Regions from separate parts of the Homo sapiens genome. Here regions 1, 2 and 4 are each linked to region 3. A link is a contact called in ENCODE Hi-C or POLR2A ChIA-PET data. All regions are on one chromosome and are shown on one strand. The core of a region is the stretch at or near the end of the contact, and the rest is flanking DNA. Distances in the headings are between cores, read along the strand shown. Region 1 has its middle 15 kb from the start of TLR1. Region 2 holds the start of PGCKA1 (PDCD10 and GCKIII kinases associated 1). Region 3 overlaps LOC124900693 (a long non-coding RNA gene). Region 4 overlaps LOC105374413 (a long non-coding RNA gene).

Evidence for each region. A loop is a pair of places that touch in the nucleus more often than their neighbours do. ChIA-PET counts read pairs that join two places held with the same protein, here RNA polymerase II (POLR2A). Pooled maps may share reads with other maps.
Region 1: a map with no recorded cell type shows a loop between it and region 3 (4-fold over the local background). The contact joins two enhancer-like sites. A Hi-C loop is called at or near these places in 1 of 37 single-sample maps with no recorded cell type and 2 of 50 pooled maps. POLR2A ChIA-PET finds 5 or more read pairs at or near these places in 2 of 52 experiments (OCI-LY7 and activated naive CD4-positive, alpha-beta T cell).
Region 2: a loop to region 3 is called in a pooled map, with 3 times the contacts of the local background. The contact joins the promoter of PGCKA1 here to the enhancer-like site in region 3. A Hi-C loop is called at or near these places in 1 of 50 pooled maps. POLR2A ChIA-PET finds 5 or more read pairs at or near these places in 2 of 52 experiments (PC-9 and naive thymus-derived CD4-positive, alpha-beta T cell).
Region 4: a loop to region 3 is called in a pooled map, with 2.6 times the contacts of the local background. The contact joins two enhancer-like sites. A Hi-C loop is called at or near these places in 2 of 168 maps with a recorded cell type or tissue (aorta and endothelial cell of umbilical vein), 4 of 37 single-sample maps with no recorded cell type and 10 of 50 pooled maps. POLR2A ChIA-PET finds 5 or more read pairs at or near these places in 2 of 52 experiments (B cell and H1).

What each region holds. Positions count from the first base shown.
Region 1 is chr4:38,818,453-38,821,858 of GRCh38, reverse strand. No RefSeq gene overlaps it. Among named protein-coding and RNA genes, the nearest start is that of TLR1, 15 kb to the right of the region's middle. RefSeq lists enhancers at 2,127-2,246, 3,292-3,401. Within about 2 kb of position 1,423, at least 4 of the 41 ENCODE cell types and tissues checked have a DNase peak (open chromatin) inside an H3K27ac peak, as active enhancers do.
Region 2 is chr4:37,452,626-37,455,613 of GRCh38, reverse strand. PGCKA1 (PDCD10 and GCKIII kinases associated 1) reads right to left here and starts at 1,689. Exons shown (of 4, transcript NM_001104629.2): 1 at 1,574-1,689. It overlaps LOC124900691 (a long non-coding RNA gene), which reads left to right. Exons shown (of 3, transcript XR_007058098.1): 2 at 24-134; 3 at 520-1,297.
Region 3 is chr4:38,160,431-38,163,698 of GRCh38, reverse strand. LOC124900693 (a long non-coding RNA gene) reads right to left here. Exons shown (of 2, transcript XR_007058099.1): 2 at 2,153-3,268. Among named protein-coding and RNA genes, the nearest start is that of PTTG2, 200 kb to the right of the region's middle. RefSeq lists an enhancer at 2,351-2,852. Within about 2 kb of position 1,303, at least 16 of the 41 ENCODE cell types and tissues checked have a DNase peak (open chromatin) inside an H3K27ac peak, as active enhancers do; they include PC-9, where a contact is called at or near this core.
Region 4 is chr4:38,751,057-38,754,413 of GRCh38, reverse strand. It overlaps LOC105374413 (a long non-coding RNA gene), which reads right to left. Exons shown (of 6, transcript XR_925231.2): 6 at 1,363-2,982. Among named protein-coding and RNA genes, the nearest start is that of TLR10, 30 kb to the left of the region's middle. Within about 2 kb of position 1,298, at least 25 of the 41 ENCODE cell types and tissues checked have a DNase peak (open chromatin) inside an H3K27ac peak, as active enhancers do.

The DNA of each region.
Region 1 (3,406 bases), core at 174-2,673, 660 kb before region 3:
GAAATTTATGGCTTATAGTTCTGGAGGCTGTAATGTCCAGGGTCAGGCTGCTGACAGATTTGGTGCCTGGCGAGGGCCCACTTTCTGGTTCATAGATGGCTTGTCTTTTCACTGTATCCTCACCTGGGGGAGGGCACTAATGCCATTCATGAAGGCTCCACATTCATGACCTAATTGTCTCCCAACATCTCCAACTCTTAATACAGCTCTTTCTCCGTATCCACAGGGGATTGGTTCCAGGAGCCCTGTAGATTCCAAAGTCTGTGAATGCTCAAGTCCCTTATGTAAAATGGCATACTTCCAACCTGAGCATCATAGTGAGACCCCACCTCCTCAAAAAAAATACATGCCTGGCGGCACATGCCTGTAGTCCCAACTACTCAGGAGGCTGAGGTGGGAGGATTGTTTGAGCCCAGGAATTCCAGGCTGCAGTGAGCTATGATCATGCCGTTGCACTATAGCCTGGGCAACAGAGCAAGACACTGACTCTGAAAAAAAAAGTGTACTATTTACATATAACCTATGTACATCCTCTCATATACTTAAATCATCTCTAGATTTCTTACAATACCTAATACAATGTAAATGTTATGTAAATGTTATGTAGTTGTTAAACTGTATGGTCTTTTATTTTTATTATTTTGTATTATTATATTGTTATTATTTATTTATTCATTTATTGAATATTTTCAATCCATGGTTGTTTGAATCTATGGATGTGGAACCCATGGATATGAAGGGCTGATTGTATTATCCCCTTGGGGGTTAGGATTTCACCATAGGAATTTTGAGGGGCACACAAACATCCAGACCATAGCAAAAGAGATAAGAAACCTAGGTTAGTGACCAGGGAGGGCTGCTAGGATGAGCCTTGATGAAAGATCTTTCATCAGGAGGATCCTGGGCATGTGGCTGGGAAGGGTCCTGGGCATGTGGCTGGGAAGACCCTTCAAAGGGGAGGGCACAGTGGGTGCAAAGTTGGAAGTGAAAGAATACCATGAGCGAAGAAAGCATCAAATTGGCAGTGTTGCTGGATGTGTTAGTTTCCTGTGGCTACCAAAACAAATTACCACAAACTGGGTGGCTTAAAACAACAGAAATATATTTCTCCCAGTTCAGGAAGGCAGAAGTCAGAAATCAAGGTTGGCAGGGTTGTTCCTTCCAGAGGCTGTCAGGGAGAAATCATCCCTTTCCTCTCTCCTAGCTTCTGGTAGTTGCTGGCAAACCTTGGCGTCCCTTGGTTTGCAGATGCATCAGCTGCTTCTTAGAATGCCCTGGAGGACATGCCCCAGTAGTTAGCAGCTTTCTATAGAATGTGGTACATAATACTTCTTTGTCTTTAGTTTTGGACCCAAGTCATAAGAAAAGTTCCAGTCAACACCCTATTACGTAATCAGTAGAACCAACAGATGAGAAGAGAAACCAAAATTATTGGTAGGCTATTGACATACATGGCAGATGCGCAATCTAAAAAAATGTATCCCAAATTTGGGTTAAATAATCAATAATCTGTGCCTGTGTCTTCACATGGTGTTCTCCTCCAAGTCTCTGTCTTTTTTTTCCTGTCTCTTACAAGGACACTCTAGTTGGATTTAGGAGCCTCCTTAATCTGATGCCATCACATCTTGGTCCTTAACTTAATTAGATCTACAAAGACTCTTTTTTCAATGAGGTCACATTCTGAGATTTCAGAATAAATCTGAAATAAATGGACATAAATGTTTGGAGGTTGGGTGGAGGACACTATTCAACCCAGTCCTCTGGAGTTGGCATGACCAGCTCTGATGCCCTGGAGACTCAGTTGAGTGTGGCAGCAGAAAAGAAATGTTATCCTGGAAAGAGTGAAGACTCTAAAAGAAGCTGCTTGGAAAGTCAGAGGTACAAAGAAAGGAGTAATAGGCAAAGAGAATAGAGTGGATGGGTGTAAGAGCACAGGAAAGAGACAGTGGATGGAGACCCGGGATATAAACGGTGAGAGTGTGGGAGTTTTAAAGAGAATGAGACCACAAATATGGGGAAAGGAGGAGGTATTTCTGTCTAGGTTTCTGGGGACTGGTTTGATTAGAAAGGAATGAGACTAAACTACAGGGAGTAAAAGACCTGAGGGGATTTCTAAAACCACAGGGACTTTCTGAGAGTTTCAATTACGGTTAGTTTATGAGGAATCTCAACATCATCTAGTCCAAATGTGAAGTAGTGTTTATTTTTCTCAGTCATTCCATCAACTGGATTCTGAAATTCCCCTCTTGTCACTCCTTAGTGATATCTTGAGCAGATTTAATACTTCTGCAGTCCTTTTGAGATACTGATACTCCAATCTAGTTTAAAATTCTAAATCTCCATCTTCATCTAAAACTCATCTTCTTTCTGCATGTCACAGGCTAGGTCTGTAGCTCAACCTTGGCATATATTTTGGAGGTAGGCATGGTTTATCTGAGATACACTCTTCTTGCCCCTCCCTCTCCCAGATCTAGCTCCCTGAAGTGGAGATCAAGGATGAGTGGTAAGAAGGCAGATATCCTTTTCTATAATTGTGTCGATTAAGGTACAGTCTAAGCTGCAGGACTGGGAGACCTCAAATACAGAGGCTTAAATAAGATTGAGGTTTATTTCTTTCTCATATAATAGAAAAAAGTATAGCTAAGAGGTCTAGAATAGGTAAGCTGTCTCTATTCCACAAAATCATTCAAGGGCTCAGGATGACCAGATGTCTCTGTTTCCTATAGCTCTGGTCTTATCCTATGGCCTCCATTCTCCCTTGCATGGAGCCACAGGAGCTGATGAAGCCCTCCTGTGCCTTTTTGTGTGTGTGTGGCCCATGGGATGCTGAGGTGGAGATACACCCCCTTTCCCAGGTACCTGATACCACAGTCTCTAATTGCCAGTTGGCAAGGGTTGGTCCAATGGAAATCTCCAACAGAGTAGACACCAGTCGCTCTACTAATTTACACTCCTGAACCCCCAGGGGGCACGTGTAATGTTCTCTAATACTGCTCAGATGGGCAGGGGGATCAACCTCAGAGGGTGATCCTACACATTGCTGCATCAAAACAAGAATCCTCTTGAGGAAAGAAATGCCTGATCTGCCTGTCCCGTGTCTAAGAGTAATTTTACTGTTATTTCCCCTTCACTTGGCTTGAGAAAGAGATGTCATCTCTTGCATAGGGAGAAGAGCTTGCAGGCTTACATCATTAACACTCATCTCCTGGTGCTGCTGACTCTCTTGTCACCCTCCCCAGCATTCTCAGGTGAATGGGGGAAGGTAGGGTGAGGCGATGCTGTGGACAGTGCTATCTGGTTCTACTGCTTCTTAGAATGCCCCGGGGGACATGCTTCAGTTGCTAGCAGCTTTGTATAGAATGTGGTACATAATACTTCTTTGTCTTCAGTTTTGGACCCAAGTCAT
Region 2 (2,988 bases), core at 440-2,939, 710 kb after region 3:
AGATTGGCCCTATTTCTCTTTAGGTATCATTATTTATCTAAATCTCCGGAGCCATTGAGGACCAAGATCATACTTGCTGAATAAATGCACGGAGCAGGATCAGAGGATAGACACAGAATGGGCCAAGAAGAGAAGTAAGCCACACCTTCCCTTCCTGTCTCAGCATCTGTTCCATTTCTGCTCAGTGACCCAGGCAGCTTGCTGTTAGCTGACTCTTCACACTTTAGGGAAATACAAATAACTCCAGAACTTAACTTTACCTTTGAGCTTCAAATTGTTTCAATTATGTACCTTGTTTCAATTATCTGCCTCCTGACAGTGTTTCACAGCTGGGACCAGTAAGGTGGTCTATGATCTTTAACATCTGTCTTATCCTTCCTAAAATAGTATCAACTGAAGGATTAAATGGGGAAGGGGGAGGGGTAGGCAACAAATATAGACTCTATTATGTTTAAAAGCAGTAACCGCTTTCCATTTCTTTCTCATTCAACTCTCAAATGCTTCTCTTCTTTTCTCCAGATATTATTCCTCATAAGAGCTTGCTTGATTGCAACCACCAAGGACATCCACAAACCAGGGCAAGAAGGACCATCCGTAATTCTTTCCCATAAATAGTGACAGGAAGAAAATAAACGCCCTATTCTTCAATGATTTGAACCACCTCTGGAGCACAAACTTTCTCTAAATTCACAGGGCAAATATCCATCATGGGGCAGGTATCTATGCTGCCATGGAAAGTAACATAAAATGTACTAAGTCATCACAGGGAGTTTTAATTTTGTTTTTAAGGTCAATTGCCATGCTGGGGTAAAAAGCATTGATCCTTGCCTTTTATCACCGGAAAAATTCTTCACCAGTACTTTGTGAAAATCTCGCCTCATCAGGGCTGCCAAGGTCAATGCAACCTAAGTAACCAAGCTGGGAGATGCTTGCCTAATTATTAAATATTTAGCAAACAGTTTGTGACTATTTAACTGTTTGCACCTGGCACCCTCTTTTCACTACGTGAGGCCTCCTGGCACCCTGACCTCTTCCCCCACCCCTACCCACTGCCCAGGCCGCCAGCACCCCTGGGGGGCAAATACCGGGACCCAAGGGCATTTCAAAGAAACAGCAGAGGTCACATTCCATTTCCTTTTTATTAAAAAACATACTTAAAATGGGGGAGGAGGGCACAGATCTAAGGTAAAATCTCTTGCAGTTTTTTCAAGTTCGCATGCACCGTTGAAAGTTCATTAGTTAGGGATTTAAAAGCAAAAATGTTTCACACAACCAATTAAACGCCAAGCTTTACAAACGCCTTGGTCTTTGGTTTTGGGAATCTGTAAAAGTCCGCCTCCCCCCACCCGAGTTTTGCCCCTTTTAGAGCCCCTTTGTTGAATTACGTGACTTTTCCCGAAGTCATCAAACTTTGAATTGCGTCTCTAATTTTTTTTTTCAGGGCAAAAGCAAATCAAGAAATTAAACTTAAAAGTAGGCGACTCGGAGAGAAGTGGGGGAAAGCTCGCCCCAAAGCCAAGTTCCGCAGGACTAAAGCCCTCTTTGCGCGCGCGGGGCGGGGGATTGTCCCTACCTGGGGCCAGACGGCGGCGGCGGCGGCGGCGGCGGGGTCCCGGCGCCCATGGCTTCGCCGGCCTCGGGCAGCCGCGCCGGGAGACGCTAGCGGCTCCGCGCTGCCCTGAGCCCGCCGAGCTCGCAGCGGCCGCCCCAGCGCTGTCATTGGGCCCGCGCGTCACGTGGCCCGGGCTGCGGGTGAGCCTTCCCGACACGCGTAACCCTTTACCTGCACGCCCCGAGGATGCGGCGGGGCTAGGGCTCGAAACCCTGGAGTACGATGTCCGACATCCCCGGGGCCGGGGTGGCAGTCCCGGGCGCACTGAAGCAGAAAATCCACGCGCTTGTTGGCCTCTGAGCACAAACGACCGCGCCAACCGCCTGCCATCACGGGAAACTCCGGGGTGCTTACTCCAATGTTGCGCTGGAGAGAAGGGAGCTTCCTATGATCAAGGGACTGGAGTACGGGGATACACAAAACAAATGCACCCGCTGGCAAATAGTTGTGTACTCCCAAACCCCGAGAACTTGGCATTTTTCAGTTTCCTCCTTATTTCTGGCATTCGCCGCCTAGACCTGCTGTGAGTTCCATGGCCAGCCCTGTATGAGCTACATGGACCTAGAAACAGCGGGGGCGCCACCACCACGATAAAAACCAGGGAAGTTGCACACACTCGCCTGCACCCTAAAGGCCCCAGGGGGAGTTCAATGAACTCCTGGTTCCCCGTCCCCTCCTCACCCACTCCCCCTCCATCCCTTTCTTTTCCTGAGGTCTTAGGGCATTGGCCACAAGACTGCATCCAATCTACTGAGTTCCACATTCGTAGCTGTTACAATCCATATACCTAAGGCGGGTGGAGAACTGACTCTGCTTAAGGACTGGACATTCTTTTCACCTGTGCTCCAAAGCAAATGCTGAGCTTGCCAAAAAAAGTGTTAAGCAACTGCGCCACCTAGCTTACCCTCTTCTCTCTTCTTTTCAACTCATCCAGCAAGAGAATAAAATAGGATATTGGAGAGGCATCTGGACAGAGTATTATCTAAGGATGGACATAGTGTCCTTGGGTTTTCAATGTATCTACTTTAATGATGCCAGCCCCATTCACATGATATTTGCCAGGCTTTTGAGAATTTGAACACTCCATTTTTTGAATCCTTCTAATTTTGCAGTGCTGGGATTGCACGCTGTAAAGTGTTAGATTTTTGCAGGAAGTTATATGTGGTTTTACATCCTTTGTCACAATGAACGGCACTCATGTCCAACTTATAGTCGACACTTAATTGTCTACAGGATATTGATACATTTATCAAGTAGGTTATCTGTCGAAAAAGGGGTTGGTATTTGTATTGGGTTTCATTTTATTTATTTATTTATTATTATTTGAGACAGGGTCTGGCTGTTGCACACAGGCTGGAGTGTGATGCGATCTCAGC
Region 3 (3,268 bases), core at 54-2,553:
ATGAGATTTCTCATTAGAGTTGTGAAAGAAGCAATTGACAAAGCCCTAGATTCCAAGGCATTTTAGATCCATATTTAAGTTTGTTCAATATTGAAGGATGCTTAGGACCTTTAAGGATTACTTAAATCCTTGAACCCCACATCCTAACTAGCCTTTCCCCTCCTATCCCCAAGCCTACACGCATTTCTTTATCCTAGAATTATTTCTTAAATCATGGACTTTTACTGTGAAAAGGAACCTTGGGGCTGGGCACCATGGCTCACACCTGTAATCACAGCACCTTGGGAGGCCGAGACAGGTGAATCACAAGGTCAGGAGTTTGAGACCAGCCTGGCCAACATGCTGAAATCCTATCTCTACTAAAAATACAAATATTAGCTGGGTGTGGTGGTGCACCTGTAGTCCAACTACTTGGAAGGCTGAGGCAGGAGACTCGCTTGAACCTGAGAGGCACAGGTTGCAGTGAGCCAAGATTGCACCACTGCACTCCAGTTCAGGCGATAGTGCGAGACTCTGTCTCAAAAGAAAAAAAAAAAGAAAAGAAAAGGAACCTTGTAAGGATGAATCCATTCCACTTCCCTATTTTATTGCTGTGGAAACTGAGGCCCAGAGATATGGCTGACTTGCCGTAAGCTTTACAGTGAGTTCATGGTCAAGCCAAGATAAAGCCTCAATCTCCTGATTCCTGTTTCTGCAGCCAAAATCAATGACAAATGAAATGTGCACACAGTGTTTCATGATGGCAAAACCAGGGACAGAAATTTTACAGGAAATACCCATGGATACAGCCTGCCAAATGTACCTACTTGGTTGTGAGCATTATTAATTAGGTAATAAATGCAAAGGACATAGGACAGCGCCAAAATATTTTAACCGATGGATACTATTGTGGCAGAGCAAGCAGCATGTCCCAAGACCAGATGAGGGCCCCGTGGGAAAAGAAGCAGGTGTGGGGTAGTGTGGGGTGGTCTTGGGGCTTAAAGGCATGGACTGAAGACCTCAGCAGAGGGACTGGACGTGGCACCTCCAGAATCCCAGGAGCTGGGGAAAGAATCACATGAGACCACCTGAAGGGACAGAGGTGCTTCAGCCTGGGTCAATGGAACCACAGGCGAGAGCAGCCCAGCTGGAGGCCTTTGTGGAGCTCATGGCAGGGTCAGCTTTAATCATCAGCCAGGCTGCTCCAGGGAGGCCAGCTGTCCGGCCCAAAAGCCTTAGGCTGCCCAGCCACATGAGAGCTGTTTCATCCTCATACCTCTCCCCTTTCTGGGCTTCATTCCAGGAATGGAGGGAAATAGCAGCAAACAAAGGGAAGGAGGTGAGCAGAGGGAGGGGAAAGGAAGAGGGCCATGACCCCTTCCCAGGGCAGACTTCCTGGGTGAGACAGGTCCCAGCCAGGGAAGGAAAGAAGATTTAAAGCTAAATTGTTTCTGAAGTTTTAACTATTATCTGCAACTTGGAATGCTAAAATCTGAATGGAGGCCATTTTGTGCAATTCAAAGGATATTTTATTGTCTGAATGTGACCTTGAGATCTCTGGTCTACCCAAGTCATCAGCAGGGGTAGAGGAATGCTGCCCCTACCCAATAGAATTAATTTAAAGAGGCAATGAGAGGCCCCACAAAACTTAGATCTGCCCCTACTGCTGTCATGGGATTTATAGGTGATGATAGAAGATAGATAGATGATTGATAGATAGATAGATAGATAGATAGATGATAGATAGATAATAGATAGATTGATAGATAGATAGATAATAGACAGATGATAGGTAGATAGATGATAGATAGTAGATAGATGATAGATAATAGGTAGATGATAGATAGATGATAGACAGAAGATAGATAGATAATAGCTAATAGATGATAGATAATAGATTGATAGATGATAGGTAGGTAGATAAATCGAGAGATGATAGATAGGTAGACAGATGATAGATAGAGTTGCATTTTGTTCACAGTGTCCTTTCCACCTTTTTGTAATGTGCCAGTTACACGTGATCTTAATCGTCATTCTGGCTGTTACACATGTGCAGTGTTGTTTCCTAAATAAACACTCTCCACTAACAGGACCCACATTGATTCCACTCTCGTGCACTCACTCATGAGTCATAATTAATTTTTAGACACTCTTTGAAGAATCACCTTCCTGATTGTATGTATGAAAGTTTTATTTTCTATAGTAATACACATTATACAGGCCAATATGAATTCAACATAAGCTCAAAATGGCAATTATTGTCTTCTAATGTCTGCAAACTATAGAGTCCCATACAGTGTTTTCACTGTATGACCCAGACCTCCCCCATCATGCTCAGCCAAAAGCCTATTCTGTACAGATTACATTTAGTCAGTTTTTTATTCATTCATCATTCATTGGATTGGGTATCGTCTGTATGCAAATCCTTCTGTGGGGTGCTGGAGATACAAATTTGATAGCTGGATGGACACACAGTCCCTGCCCTCAATGCACCCATGATCTAGTACCATATGAATTGATGGATATTAAATTGTTATGATAACCAGCGATGAGGATGATGTCAGCATTGTTTACAAGTTGCCATGGGAGCACAGGAGGAAGTAGTTAGCTTTCTTTTGCAATGACTCAGATCAGGTTTCACAGAAGAGAAGATCAATGGGGCTGGAATGATCAGTAAGACTTTCCCAGGCAGCTGAAGGGGGTCATGTTAGGCAAAGGGAAGAGCTTGTACAAAAGCATGAGTCAGGAAAGCCTAGGTTATGCTTTGGTAATAATATGACCCTGAAGCCTTCGTAGCTGAAGATAGCTGAAGTTTATTTCTCACTCAGGTCACCTGCCTAATCAGGTCAGCTGGACAGGAGGAGTAAGGAGCAGGGCCCTGCTCCACACAGTCACTTGGGGACCCAAGCTAGAGGGTCCAGCTGTACCACCTGGAACATGTGGTTTGTAAGCTGGCATTGCAGGAAAACAAAAAAAGCTGGAATTTAGCACACTGGCTCTTCAATGCTTCAGCTCAGAGGTGACACATAAAATTTTCATCCACAGCCCATTGGCCAGAACTAATCACATGCCTCCCGGAGTTGCAAAATGTACAGGAACACATGGCTATTCCATGAGTAATAAATGTCTCTGCTACAAGCACAAGGCATGAAACTGTTTCCTGGGTTTAGGGAACTGTGAATGGTTCACAATGACTGGAGAAGAGATTGCAAGAGGAAATGTCTAAAGAGGAGCTCGGAAAAGTAGGGATGAGATGATGAAATCTCATGTGCTCTGCATAGGAATTTGG
Region 4 (3,357 bases), core at 49-2,548, 590 kb before region 3:
ATGTGTGTGTGAGTGTGTGTGTTATGGAGTGTGTGTATATGTATGTTTGGGTGTGTGTGGGGTGTGTGTATAGTGTGTGGGAGGTGTGAGTGCATATTGAGTGTGTGTATATGTGTATGTTTCGGGAGGTTTGTGTGTGGAGTGTGTGTGTAGAGTGTGTGTGTATGGGGTGTGTGTGTGTGGAGTGTGTGTGTATGAAGCGTGTGTGGGGAGTGTGTGTGTAGAATGTGTGTGTGGAGTATGTATGTTTGGGGTGTGTGTAGTGTGTGTGCATGTATGTGTATGGGTGTGTGTGTATATTTATATTTGGGAGTCTGTGTCTGTGGAGTGCATGTGTGTAGAGTATGTGTATAGGTGTGTGTGGAGTGTGTGTATGTTTGGGGGTGTGTGTAGGTGTGTGGAGAGTGTGTTTTGGGGTATGTGTATAAAGTGTGTGTATAGTGTGTGTATAGAGCGTGGTTGTTCCGTGGTATAGAATGTGTGTGAGTATGTATGTTTGGCTCGTGTGTGTAGTGTGCGTGCGGGTGTGTCTATGTTTGTGTGTGTGTAGAGTGTGGTTGTTTGCGATGTGTGTGGTGTGTGTGTAGAGTATGTATGTTTTGGGTTTGTGTATGTGGAGTGTATGTGTGGATTGTGTGCCTGTGTGTATGGGGTGTGTGTGGCGTGTGTGTAGAGTGTATGTTGGGATGTGTGTGTGGAGCGTGTGTGTGCACGTGTGTGTATGTTTGTGTGTGTGTGTAGTATGTGTGTAGTTTGTGTGTGTGTATTTTTGGATGTGTGTGTATGGGTGTGTGTGTAATGTGTGTGTAGTTTGCGCATGTGTGTGTTTATTTGGGTGTGTGTGTGTGGAGTGTGTGTGCATGTTTGGGTGTGTGTCTATTGTGTGCATGTGTATGTATATTGGGGTGTGTGTGTGTGGAGTGTGTGTGTACGTGTATGTTTGGGTGTGTGTGGAGTGTGTGTGCGCGTGTGTGTGTATGTTTGGGGTATGTGTGTGTAGCGTGTCTGTGTGTGTGTTTGGATGGGGAACGTTATAAAGAGCACCATTCTCAAAGCGCAGGGAATTCGCGAGCCCTGGGGATCGCTGGTCTACTTCCTAAGCAGCAAGGAATGTTATGCATTTCAGCGCTTGCTAAGTCAGTGCGTCCTCAGAGAGGGCTTGCAGGCTCCAGGGAGGCCTGCATAAGGAGTGAGGCCTGGGCCAAGCCCAACAGAAAGTGTCAAATAACAGGCCTGCCCCTTCCCCACCCTCCACCCCCAGATTTGGGCTGAATCAAAGGGCCATTCAAGCCCCTCCCTTTCACAGGCCGAGGCCATCAGCGGGCCATCCCCTGAGGCTGAAACGCAGCAATCCCACGGGCTTCTGCTCCAAACAGGCTTGTATTTGAAACCACAATATACTTGGCTCTAGTTTTACACACATTACTTTCCTGGTGCTAAAAAAAAAAAAAAAAAAAAAGGAATTACAAGAATGAAAGGGAGAGTTCTTGGGAGATAGGGAATTCTTTTTCCAGTCTAGTGAATGCGGTTAATAAGTGGAAAAATAAAACTACTCTCCGTGAAGGGTCTTTGGAAGGGTTACCAGGACACGACAATTAAAAACAAATTAAAAGGCTGTATCATTCACTCAGCCTCAGTCGCCTCCCACAGTCCTGAGGGAAATGAATCTGCTTCAGTGCATTGGAGGGGTAACCGCTCTTCCTGAATGGTGTCGGGTAGGAGGAGGGATACCTGTGTATGTTCCTCTGTGGCGTCCCAAATGCTCCTTCATGAATTGAGGAATTGACTGGACAGTCATTCCCCTAGACCTCACTACAAATTAGACTTTTGTTCACCTGTTTCAAACGAATGTTTTTTAGTGCTTTGCATAGTGTGAAAAACAATAACAAACCCCAGGGTTTGGGTCATCTTGGATGAGTCACTTGAATCTCTGTGGCTCTCAGTTTCCTCTCTGTAAAATGAAAGTGTAAACTAGATCAGTGGTTTTCAAACAGTACTCTCCTGAGTCCTCCCTGAAGCTAGAACAACTAGGAGGAAGAGAAATGGAAGAATTAACTGAGCAATTTAGCCCGTTTGCGTCTGTCGTCTTTGACTTCAGACCATTTTCAATACAATCTGGTTGAGCAGTTAATTCTAACAAACCTGGTTCTGGGATTTGCTAATCTCTCAACAATTCCAGGTGACTCCCAAAGCAGGAGCCACAGTCTCTGCACGGGCTTGACCCATATTGTCATGTTTTGGAAGGTGTGGAAGATTCCTGCCAACATCATAGCATCATGTTATTCTCAAGGAGACTAAGGAAGACTTAAAACAACCCATGTGGGTGCAGAAGGTGGCCCCGTGGCCTGTGTTGAAGTGGGATCTCACAGATCCACATTGTATTTTCACAAATACATGTGAGATTTTCCACGAGATTCTGCAAGAATTTCCCTGTGAGTCCTTTCTTGAGTTCCAAAGTTGGGTAATGATGAAACAGAAGAGTTCCCTGACCCCTCTCACAGGACGTGAAACAAGGGTGTGGCTTGTCTGTTAGATTGCTGACACCACTCAAACCCCTTACAGGATGGAAAGCATGCAGATGGGCAGGTGCAGGAGTCCAAGTGGGCACGTGTTACAATGTGCTCTTTTAGCCGTCTGCGAATGGCTTGAGTGTTAGCGAGCAAGGGCAGAGGGCCAGTGTGACAGCTTTATGTATCCCAAGCTCTTGTCCAGCATCCTGGAAGAACTGGGTCACACATGCACTTGAAGGATAAATGTGGGGGTCTTACTGAATGGCGGAGGTGGCTCTCAGCAGGATGGATGGAGAACCTGAAGGGAGGACGGAGTAGGAAGATGGGCTTCTCCTGGAGTTTGGCCTTCCGGCAGCTGAACCGCCCCGGGCTAAACTCTTAGTGTTGAGACATTCCTCCTCTTCTCTCTTTCTGCCGCAGCATTTTGACATTCCTCTGCTTGTCTCCTTGTCTGCCCATCTGCTTCTGGAACCTGGGGGTTTGGGGTTTATATGGGTACAGGATAGGGGGGCATGGCGGGCCAAAAGGCAAATTTTGCATTCAAAAACAGAAATGCCTGTTTCCATTTAGGGCCGAGGGTCTCTGGACTTCAGGGTGGGGCCTTTGCCAGGGAACCACCCTCTTCTACCCAGTATTTCCCTGTCTCCTATCCATATCAATGAGGCTTTTCCTGTTTTCTAAAATGCTTCAGTTATTCACTAGTCTAGAAGTTAAAATCATTAGAGTTGTTGCTTGTTAACCTACTCTATGGATCCTCTCTCTTGTCTTGAGATCAGAAACCATGGCTTTTCACTATGAATCCCCAGACCTGGCAAAGTCCTTGCCCTACAGAGGTGACTGTTTTCCA